2 separate regions of the Homo sapiens genome follow, and region 2 is linked to region 1. Evidence: read pairs that join two places in POLR2A ChIA-PET (ENCODE). Cell type or tissue: A673. All regions are shown on one strand. Links, peaks and the distances in the headings refer to the core of each region. The heading gives the core; the rest is flanking DNA. Region 1 overlaps HIPK1 (homeodomain interacting protein kinase 1). Region 2 holds the start of SYT6 (synaptotagmin 6).

Region 1 (5,372 bases), core at 233-5,232:
TGAATTTCAGAAAGGTAATGCAGAACACAAAGTACACATTATATAATAATCCCAGTGGAGTTCAGGGCAGTGCACTATAATCAAACACATTAATATTTCTGCAACAAAACATGGAACAGTCATACTAAGTTGGCTAAATAAAGACTTCAAATAGCTTAACAATGGTTCAAGTCAGGTCTTGCCAATTAAATGAATTTATACCAAACTTAAAGAAAAATTTTCATTTATGAGAGCTTTCTGAATTTTGCAATCACAGATAAGGGATAATAGATTTTTTTTATTATTATTCCTAGCACCATTTCAATCATAAAAAAAAAAAATCAATTAAAAGGCCTGGTCAACTGGGCACAGTGGCTCATGCCTGTAATCCCAGCACTTTGGGAAGCCGAAGCGGGTGGATCACCTGAGGTCAGAAGTTCAAGACCAGCTTGGCCAATATGGTGAAACCCCAAATCTACTAAAAATACAAAAATGAGTCAGGTGTGGTGGTGGGCGCCTGTAATCCCAGCTACTCAGGAGGTTGAGACAAAAGAATCGCTTGAACCCAGGAGGTAGAGGTTGCAGTAAGCCAAGATCACACCACTACACTCCAGCCTAGGAGACCCAAGACAGTCCAAAAAAAAAAAAAAAAAGCCCTGGTCAATAAATAACCCTTCATGACAGAAATGCCTTCTGGAAAAAAAAAAAAGAAAAAGAAATGCCTTCTGAAGAGACATGGTGTTGACAGCACACTCTCTAGAGCCAGCCTGTCAGGGTCTGAATCCTAGTTCCATCATTTAATAGCTGCAGGTATATTACTTGATCTCTCTGTGCCTCAGGTTCCTCATCTATAAAATGGAGACAGTAAGAGTTCCCACCACATAGAGTTGTTGTGAAGCTTAAATAAATATATGAAAGCTTTTAGACCAGTGCATGGCACATGGTAAATACTAGTAGGTGTTAGATATAATAACAGTATTATGTTACCATTATTTTAAAACTTTGAACTCTTAGTGTGCTTTTTAGAAATATTCATTAACAGTCCAAGTGAGAAATAAAATGCTAGGGAACTTTAAAGAGATGACTAAGGTAATCCATAACTCAGACGTTTATATATACGAACACATCTAAAATAGAATTATTATCCCCATTACAGAAGAAGAAACTGAGAAAAAGAAAGATTAAGTTATTGGCCTAGAGTCACAGTCAAATAAGTGGCAGAGCTAGGATTTGAATCCCTGCAATCTGGCTCCAGAATTGAGTATATTATATATTACACTGTTTCTCAATAAGTAAAAGTACATACTCATCTATGTAAATTTATATTTGACATGGTGGAATACAAGGGCAATTGTCAAACTATGACTAATTAGGCAATAAGTGGGTTCAAAAAGAAAATAATAGGTAACACTAATAGCAATAATAATAAATGACACATAAATATTGCCTACTATGTGCCATGCACTGTTCTAAGTTCTTTATAAATGTTGAGTCACTTAATCCTTACAACAATCCTATCAAAGTATTATTATGATGTCATCAATTCTAAGATACACATCTTTTTACATGTTAGCACCTCTGAAATTAAGAAGATTCTTACAAATGATGGTATATTTTAGTTTAATGGCAGCGCTTTTCCTTTTTTAAGTGGTACAAAAATAATGTATCTTATAATCAATGGCATGTTAGATTCTATGCAATAAAAGTATTACCTCCATTTTACAGATGAAGAAACTGGCACTAAGAGGTTAAAGTAACTTGCCCAAGGCTACATAACTACTAAAAGATGGTGCCCTTGGCCAGCGCAGTGGCTCACACCTGTAATCCCAGCACTTTGGGAAGCCAAGGTGAGTGGATTGCTTGAGGTCACGAGTTCGAGAACAGCCTGGTCAACACGGTGAAACTCCATCTCTACTAAAAATACAAAAATTAGCTGGGCATGGTGGCGGGCAGCTGTAATCCCAACTACTCAGAGGCTGAGGCAAGAGAATTACTTAAACTTGGGAGGCATAAGTTGCAATGAGTTGAGATCTGCCACTGCACTCCAGCCTGGGCGACAGAGCGAGACTCCATCTCAACAAAAGAAAAAGGATGGTACCCAAGCTATTTGGATCCAAGATTTCAGCTCTTAGGCACTGGATCATCTTCTCCAAATAATTTCCTTTCTTTCTTACAAGTCATGGAATTATAATCTATAAGGACACTCCAGATCCAGATCCAGATCCAGATTCAGATTCCTCATGTTACAGGAGTTAAATGGAAAACAGATCTTTCCGTGAAGAACCATCTAACTGGCCGTGTCTCCTCACAGAATACCCAGGTTTCTCAAACTACTTTCAAGTGATATGTGCTTATTGTTGTTTTGTGTATATGTGCAGGGGGTTGAGGGAAGGCAAGGATTAAGCAAGGAGAATATAATTTCCCTAAATAAGAATATCCCTCCCCATCTAAGCAAACTAGGCATAGAAGAAAAAAAAAATCCTCCCCTAGTATTTATACATAAATAGTGGCCCTTAGAAAACAGTAAATCTGGGGACTCCACAGGGCCTGAAAGCTTTTCTGATCCTTAAATACAAATAGCAGTCGACCCAGGCCTCTTCGGGCTTACACTTTTTAACAGCTATGGGTGGAACCACCAATATCATCAGTTTTTGTAGTATTTAATTTGAACTGTGGTTTTGTTTACCAAAGAAATAACTGGCCGGGTGCGGTGGCTCATGCCTGTAATACAAGCACTTTGGGAGGCCGAGGAGGCTGGATCACCTGAAGTCAGGAGTTTGAGACCAGCCTGGCCAACATGGTGAAACCCCATCTCTACTAAAAATATAAAAAATCAGCCAGGTGTGGTGGCGGGCACCTGTAATCCCAGCTACTCAGGAGGCTGAGGCAGGAGAATTGCTTGAACCCAGGAGACGGAGGTTGCAGTGAGCTGACACAGTGCCACTGCACTCCAGCCTGGGTGACAGAGTAAGACTCTGTCTCAAAAAAAAAAAAAAAAGAAAAGAAAAGAAGTAACCCTCAAAAGTGATATTCCTGTTGCAGGTGGCTAGAGGCACATATTACTGATGGAATTTCAGAGTTCAGTGAAATCTCAACCATAATGGCATGTTTTCAACACTGCACAAGTTTGACAGGCGCATTAATAAGCTAGTAAGACTACCCAGAAACAACATAAAAGCTTTTCTAAAATTGAAAAGGAACAAAATTTTCTACTCCTAGTGAGCAGAATCATTAATTTCCAAGTTCATGACAATGCCAAAAATAGCTGGCAGGGGGAGCACAACTGGCAATGAGCCAAAATAAAAACTGGGTTTAGAACATTCCAAAGCATCAATTGGAGGGCAGCATATTGATTTTGCTATTCCTACCATACTAGAAAGACATTTTAAAGTCCAAAAGGTAGGTCACAGAGAATGGCCAGGCCACTCTATAACTTTCTTCTTTAAAAGGTAGCGATAACAGGCCAGGCGCGGTGGCTCACGCCTATAATCCTAGCACTGTGGGTGGCCAAGGCACGTGGATGGCCTGAGGTCAGGAGTTCAAGTCCAGCCTGGCCAACATGATGAAACCCAGTCTCTACTAAAAATACAAAAATTAGCTGGGCATGGTGGCAGGCGCCTGTAATCCCAACTACTCCAGAGGCTGAGGCAGGAGAATCGCTTGAACCCGGGGGGCAGAGGTTGCAGTGAGCCAAGATTACGTCAATTCACTCCAGACTGGGCGTAAGAGCGAAACTCCGTCTCAGAAAAAAATAAAAAAGGTAGCAATAATATATGATAACTGTCTCGAGCTTAAAGTTTTCTGGGAAATTAAGGAAAATATCACTTCCACAGCCCCCAAGTCCCATTTAATTAAAAAAAAAAACTGAAGATTAGCTGAAAGTTTTTTCATTTGGTCTCACCCTGCTTTTGGAGTGACAAAAGCAGCTAAGGACTTCCAGCAAAAGCTCAGTCAAAACAGCAACTCTACCGTATCTACCTTATAAAAAGGCAAATAGCAAAAGGAAAAACAAAAAAAGGAAAGCAGTTTAAAAAAAAAAAAAATACGGCCAGAAACGGCGGTTCACACCTATAATCCCAGCACTTTGGGAAGCCAAGGCAGGAGGATCACTTGAGCAGGAGTTTGAGACCAGCCTAGGCAACACAGCAAGACCCAATCTCTACCAAAAAAATTTAAAAAATTAGCCAGGTATGGTGGTGCATGCCTGCAGTTCTAGCTACTCAGGAAGCTGAGGTGGAAGGATCACTTGAGCCCAGGAGGTCAAGGCTGCAGTGAGCCATGATTGCGCCACTGCACTCCAGCCTGAGACCCTGTCTCAAAAACAAACAAAAAAGCAGTAAGGCTGCTTAGTTCACTGAGGGTTTTGTATTATTTGGGCCTATAAATGTTAGACTTACCCAAACTCTACGAAGCAAAAAGACAAGTTATTTTCTACTTTACTGAACAGTAAGGCATCACTAGAGCAGGTTTATCTCTAAGGACTGAATACTTTAAACTGTGAATCCAGATTATAATTATTAGAATTATTTTCATTACATCTTTCCTCTTGGCCTCCTTATTTCTTAATCCCTCAATATAAACTCTACAGACACGTAAAACTCTGGTTCTACCTCATTTGTGTAATAAGGAAACAGAGTTAGATAATTACTCTTCTAGGTCCCTTTCCAGCTGTAACATTCCAACAACTGGGCAGTAAAAAAGGTTATCTACAGAAGCACAGGAAAGTGAAAGAAACTGTTAAAAACTGGCAGTGTTCACTTCAGTAGGAAAATGGCATTAATTGTGCTTTGAACATGGCAAGTCTCCTCTTTGAAGACACATCCCATCCTTAAAAAACAAATACTAAACAGGCTCTGGTTATTACAGCTAAGTGATAGAAACAACAATCCCTGCCTTTTGATTCCCCAACTTCAAACTTCTTTAAGTTGAAAAATTCTTCCAACCAACATTGTTGAGGTTAATTTCACTGGCACCCAGAGCAAGCTAAGGTTAGGATCACTTAACACAAATCACTCTGATTATTTTCATGAACATTTTCGTTTCTTTCTTCCTATCTCAGAGACATCAAACCTACTTACTTACCAATTAGAGAGGTTACATAAAACCTAACTTCCTGCATCAGTGGCTTAGGTGAAACTATATTTTGACTGCCAGAGGAAATTAGATTATTTGTTTGTCTAGGATAAATGGAAGATACGTTTTCCTTCTCTAGACCTTTTCCTTCCGTAAGTAACAAAGTGATTCAGCTTGAAATAAAGGCTGGCTAGTTTGTTCAGTAGGGAAAAACATTCAGCCTGTAAGCATGGCAAACCTTTGTCTCTAAAACTCAAGCCCGAAAGACAGGAGCTTTGCTTGGAGTCTGTGCACATTTACAGTGAGCCAGAGAGTAAAGT
Region 2 (5,372 bases), core at 158-5,157, 200 kb before region 1:
GAAGCCTCTCAGCCGATCTGTTCCTGGGCCTCACTCCACAGTTTCTGAGGGGATCTCTACTTTAAGTCTAGCCTCAATCCTCCCGTTGAGCTTTCTGTCTTTCTTGTTATGCTTAGCAGAAAGATACATGATCTCTGGTGCTGTTTCACCGAAGCAAGGAGGTGGGTCGGCGGAACTGAGCGCCCTGCGCCCTCTTGAAATGACCCCCCATTCCTGTTTGCCAGAAACTTTTCCCTCCCGTTGCCATGGAGAGAGACGGCCGCTGCCTCCCGTCGCCATAGCAACATGCGGGTACCGCGGACCGCAGGATTGCGGAGCTCGGAAAGTCTTGCAGTTCGCATCGCCCGCCTGTCTTGGGGTCTTCTACCTCCGAAGCTGGGACTCGGGGGCCAGTCTAACTGCTCCCGTCAGGAACCTCGGCCAAGGTCCTCCCAGACCCTGCCTGACCGTCGCTCTTTCTGTTACGGGGTTATCTATTTCTCTGTCATTCGTGTGGCATGTGGCAGTTTACCCAGTGTTTTCACAAACACGATCTTTCTATCCCCAGGGAGTCCGTGAAGTACTTAAAATCATTACACCTCCTTTACGGAGAGGAAAATTGAGGCTCAGAGACGCCCAAGGTCACACCAGGCAGTGAATGCGGAGTGGGAACCCGGACTCTTTCCTGGCCTTGCACCCTCCGAGATTCGGGACAGCCCGGCTTCCCGCCTCGAAACCCCCACCCCCCGGACTCAGGCCAGTCCCTGAGTGTAGAGGGGGCGGCCGCGAGGCGCCAGACTCGCCAGCTGCCGCGGGATGCCACGTGAGGGGCGGGGACCCTGCGGGGAAGTGATTAAAAGCAGAGCGGAGCCGCAGGGGGCCGCTGCAGGGAGGGTCTTCTTGGGGCCGTCGTGCCCCGCCCCAGTGCGGCCGGGGCGCGGGTTCGAGCTGCTGCTCGGCAAGCCTGGGTGTCTAGGGCATGAGCGGAGTGTGGGGGGCCGGCGGGCCTCGGTGCCAGGAGGCGCTCGCGGTCCTCGCCTCGCTGTGCCGGGCCCGGCCGCCCCCTCTCGGGCTGGACGTGGAGACTTGTCGGAGCTTCGAGCTGCAGCCCCCAGAGCGGAGTCCCAGCGCGGCAGGCGCAGGTAACGGGAGACCCAGGGCCCCCTCCCTTCCTGGATATCCGTCCTGCGATCTCCCTTCCCCAAAGCCCCGGTCCCAGGAGCCCCAGAACCTAGAGAGAACTCCCCAGCTCGGGATTCTGGATTGGGAGCCAGCCTCGTCCAGCCCTCTGGCCCATCGCTTGCACAGCCAGGAGAGACCCGAAGGGGAGCGGAGGTTGGGGTAGAAGCCCCCGGCCCTCCTGTATTACTACTGCGGAATGCGGGGGACCCCGCAGACAGCCAGGCTCCCAGGACGGGGCACCCTTGGGGCTTCAGTTTCCCTCGCATCTCCAAGCTCGCTCTGCGGGCGATTTGCCAGGAGAGGGGTCCATGGAGAGAGCGGGAGACGAGGGGCGCCCGGCTGAGGAATAGGGCTTGCCTCCTAGCGAGTGTCGAGGTCCCCGGGTCCGTGCGTCGGTCTGTCCGTCCGTTTGTGTGTTCTCGCGGTGAACGCGGGCGGACCCCCAGTCTCTCCGGGAGAAACTTGGGTCTGCGGCTGGCACGAGGTCTTTGTGTCCGGGTGTCTCTCCGGCTGCGAGTGGTTTTCCGCGTCTCCGCTGGGGGGCGGGGGACAGGGGGCGGGGTGGGGGAGGGTATGAGGGTGTTGCGGCGTCCTTCCCCCACCCCCTCTCGCCCCTATAACTCGCTCCCTCCGTCCCTCTCGGACTCGGACTCGGGGCCGGTGCGCGACTGAGCTGGCGCCTCTAGCCGACTTTGCCAAGAGGGCGCCTCCTGCCCGATCCGCGCTGACCCTGCGCGGGACGCAGCCCCAGGCGGCTGCCTAGCCGAGGCGGGAGCCCGAGCTGAGTCGAGCTCGCCGGAGCGGGTGAGTCCCGAGCCCGATCCCCGCCGGGCTGGACCCTGGCGCGCAGCTGCGGCGTCTCCGGGGAGTCGCGGCAGGGGGAATGGCGTGTCGCGCCCTGGCGGCGGGAGCTGCGGGAGGGTCGGCGACGTGGCGGCCGGCCCAGGGTATTTACCTGCTGCACCAGTGCCCGGCAGCCACGCTCGCCGGCTGCCGCGGGGCTTCTTTGTCCCGATATCTGGAGGGTCCGGGGCGGGAGGGAGTACTGGGTCGCGTCCCCTCCATGGGGGAGGGGCTGGGGGAGTGAGAGGCCTGGAGATAATGCGGAGTGGGGGTGGGGAGATCCTGCAAGGACCAGGACGCCGGGGTTCCAGGAGACTCTGCAGGCTCCATCCCTCCTTATTCCCCCACCCCGACCCCAGTAGCGCTGGGCCTAGGAGCACTCGGGAGTTGCTCAGTGGCTCTGCACCGCTGGCGCGGGAAGGGGAGAAAGGGGCTGCCAGAGGCGGGAATTTGGTCCCCACGCGCTGCTCCAGGGACGAGAAGCCAGGGACCGGCGGTTCTGGGAGCAGGTACAGGTGGGGTAAACTCCCCAGCGGCTGCAGGTCCCAGGGTCCTGTTTTCTTTCACTTGAGGTTAAAGGTCGTATATAGAGGTAGATACCCGTGAGGAGCAGTTCGGGGGAGGGGGCGGTGGGCCAAGGGGAGGCTTGTGTGTGTGAGGGGGCTGTATCCAGCCTTGGGGTGAGCGGAGCCCACCTGAGCCCTGTGAGGGTCGTAGGAGGCGCTGCTGTCCCTAGTTGTGGCAATGTTTAGTCAATGGTTTGATCACTGCAGCAGAAGGGACTGAGGTTAGACATAAAGAACTTTTAGAGGGTGGTACAGAGATGGAGGTTGGGGAAGTTGATTCCCTGCCTTGGAGATTCGCAGAACACATTAGGCCTAACAAGTTATTATTATAAGACTCTGGTTCTCTGGTGCCATCCCCTCCTACACCACGCATACACACCAGACACAGAATTTTCCCTATCAGGGAGCCTCTTCCTGCCTCTCCCTACTCCCCAGCTCCCTTCCGTCTTTTCCACCAATGATCCATCTCCAGTGGAGCCTTAATGCTGGTCCTGACCCTCAGAGCCTAGAGGGTGAGAACATACCTGTGGAGTTCCATCTGGGATGGAAGCTGACTCTCCTGTCTGTTCAGGGCAGAAATGCTGGGGGTGACGGTGGAAGTTGCTGGAAGTGGGGCAGGGCTGTATGTGTGCAGCACATCTTGGTAGGGGGAGGCACAGGTGTTCTGACTCCACAGAGATACCCATAATCTGGAATGACAGGTGCCTGGATGGCCAGGTTGAGGGTGAGAAAAGCCTGAGGGGTGAGAGTCGGCAGGCCCAGATGAATTACTATGCCTTCCCTGCAGGCTGCATCAGAAGATGAGTTCTAGTTGTTAGCTCAGGAAAACTTTAACTTTGGCTGCTGAGTCACAAGTCCCAGGAAGCCCAGGGTCCAAGCTGAGAGGCTGAAAGGGATATGGGGAGGCAGGAGCAGACCCTTTGATCATAGCAAGAGAAAGATAGTGGTTGAGAGTGGCCTTGGGATTTTGAGAATTTAGGTGACCAGAGGGTCTGGGGAGATGCCATGGAGTTCAGGACCAGGCCCCAGCTGTTCCGCCTCCCAGCCTGCTCTCTGGGTCCAGATTCTCCAACCAGCACAATGCTAGAGCTTTTCATTTGTTGCAGTTTTATGAAAAATGCAAGTGGCTAGAGCAGGCCCAGCTCTGTTTACCATTTTATGTTTTCCCTTGACTTCTTCCTGTTCTAAGTCTCTAGCTTACAGATTTCTAGTAACACCCTGAGACTGAGATTCAGACTCCACTGTCATTTGCTGAGACTCCTCTATAGGCTAGAGTCTGTGCTAGGAATTGCACAGGAAGTCTCAGTTAATCAGACCCTGACTTGGAAACACCTGTACACAAACTGTCCAAACTAAAAGCAAGTTTCCCCTTTTTCTTTAAAAACTCTGAAGCCATAGGCCTGCTATTCTCCTTAATACACCCCAAGTGAACACTAATAAGCAGTTCTCCACCTTTCATTGTGTCATTTGCCTTGTAGAAATGAATGAACTTTTTCCATAAGCCAAGCTGCAGAGGTTTAGGTATGGTCAGCATGGGTTCTGGACTTAAGGTAGCAAGCAGAGGTCCAGAAGTGCTCCAGCAAATGCAGAAACCTGACAGGAGACCTCAAGCTTCCCTGTTTTTCTTAGGCTGGCAGCCGGGAGTGGTTAACTCCAGTTTACTTGTGGCCATGAAATTTATGTGATGTTTGTCCTTCTCACTGGAAGGATGGAATTCTGCAGATTTTGCCCTTTTTGAGGAAAGGTACAATGCACAATCCTTTAGAACCCAAGGAGATGATATTCTGACTAGTGTGTTTTGAGCTTTAGAGTTCTAGAAGCAGGGTCCAGTATCTAAGAGTTGTAGAGCCCTTAGATTTATAGTTCTAGAAGTTTTCTTCTCCCTCTGACTTTGATGAGAACGTCAAGTAGGGATGGTGGTTTCAGTATGTGTCATCCCTCTAAGCTCTGTACAAAAGACATGTTCTCTTCTAACTGTCTGAAGTTTATCTTCCCTGTCCACAGAGTTAGGGGTATAACATGTGGCTGCAAATAGTGAGGAGTGGCATTGAGGCATCTGGATCAAACCAGGTTTCTTTATGGTCTGTATAGGGTTGTCTGGAGTGGGGAAAGCATGCTAAGACAAAGTTCCGACTAAACTGGGTGGCACCCTTTCTATTCTTGCTTAGGAAAAGAAGCCTCTAAGGACTGAGTCACACTTAGGAACTGAAATCAGAGGAGTCTCTGAAAGTAGAAATAAACAGGGGCATCCAGATCTGGACCCTCCAAGTATAATGACACAACCTCATCCCTCCCTTCTTTCTTCTAGGAGCACTGAACTCTTTCTTGCTCCCCGAGGACCCAGGCAGACCCCTCCTCTCACTAGTTGCAGGTACAAACAGGGAGAGAAGCATAGAGGGAAAAGAATTTCTGGCTGTCTGCCCTCCACCTCCATCACTCCAGCCTTGATCCCACATTCAGAAGGGCCACATGCCCTGACCCCTCAAGCAGAAAGGTACAGTTACCATCCACCAAACTAATAATATTAATAATTGTTAAATTAGTGCCAATGTTCTGTTAGCTGTAACACTCCACATTAGTCTCCGATTTAGCTCTGAATCCCCTAATGATGGTGGAAGTGAGCGCCCAGTCATAAAGCTTGGTGCGGCCGTAATTAGCTTGGCATTGTCTCTCCTCATCACAGCTTTTTCAGGAGCATTAATTCCTTCTCTGTTTGGACTCTGCTAATTATCCCCATTGGTAGCTCAGTCTGGATCTCTGAAAGAAGCAAAGGAAGCAAAAGCCCTCTGCTCCCCTCCCCCC

The links. Peaks named below come from ENCODE experiments on the same cell type or tissue, not always from the same donor. Only the 100,000 strongest peaks of a DNase experiment are listed, where the experiment ranks them.
Region 2: POLR2A ChIA-PET joins it to region 1 with 11 read pairs; 2 of 35 experiments call an interaction of 5 or more read pairs at or near these places.

Annotation. Positions count from the first base shown.
Region 1 is chr1:113,947,206-113,952,577 of GRCh38, reverse strand. All of the region lies in intron 2 of HIPK1 (homeodomain interacting protein kinase 1), which reads right to left. Among named protein-coding and RNA genes, the nearest start is that of HIPK1-AS1, 20 kb to the right of the region's middle. RefSeq lists a silencer at 585-785. In A673, for the core only: a CTCF peak has its summit at 3,235; a DNase peak (open chromatin) is centred at 3,257; H3K4me3 peaks cover 159 bases; H3K27ac peaks cover 1,937 bases.
Region 2 is chr1:114,149,359-114,154,730 of GRCh38, reverse strand. It overlaps SYT6 (synaptotagmin 6), which reads left to right and starts at 862. Exons shown (of 8, transcript NM_001253772.2): 1 at 862-1,121. The coding sequence starts at 959. In A673, for the core only: CTCF peaks have their summits at 1,024 and 2,642; DNase peaks (open chromatin) are centred at 290, 880, 1,590 and 2,310; H3K4me3 peaks cover 4,864 bases; H3K27ac peaks cover 4,108 bases.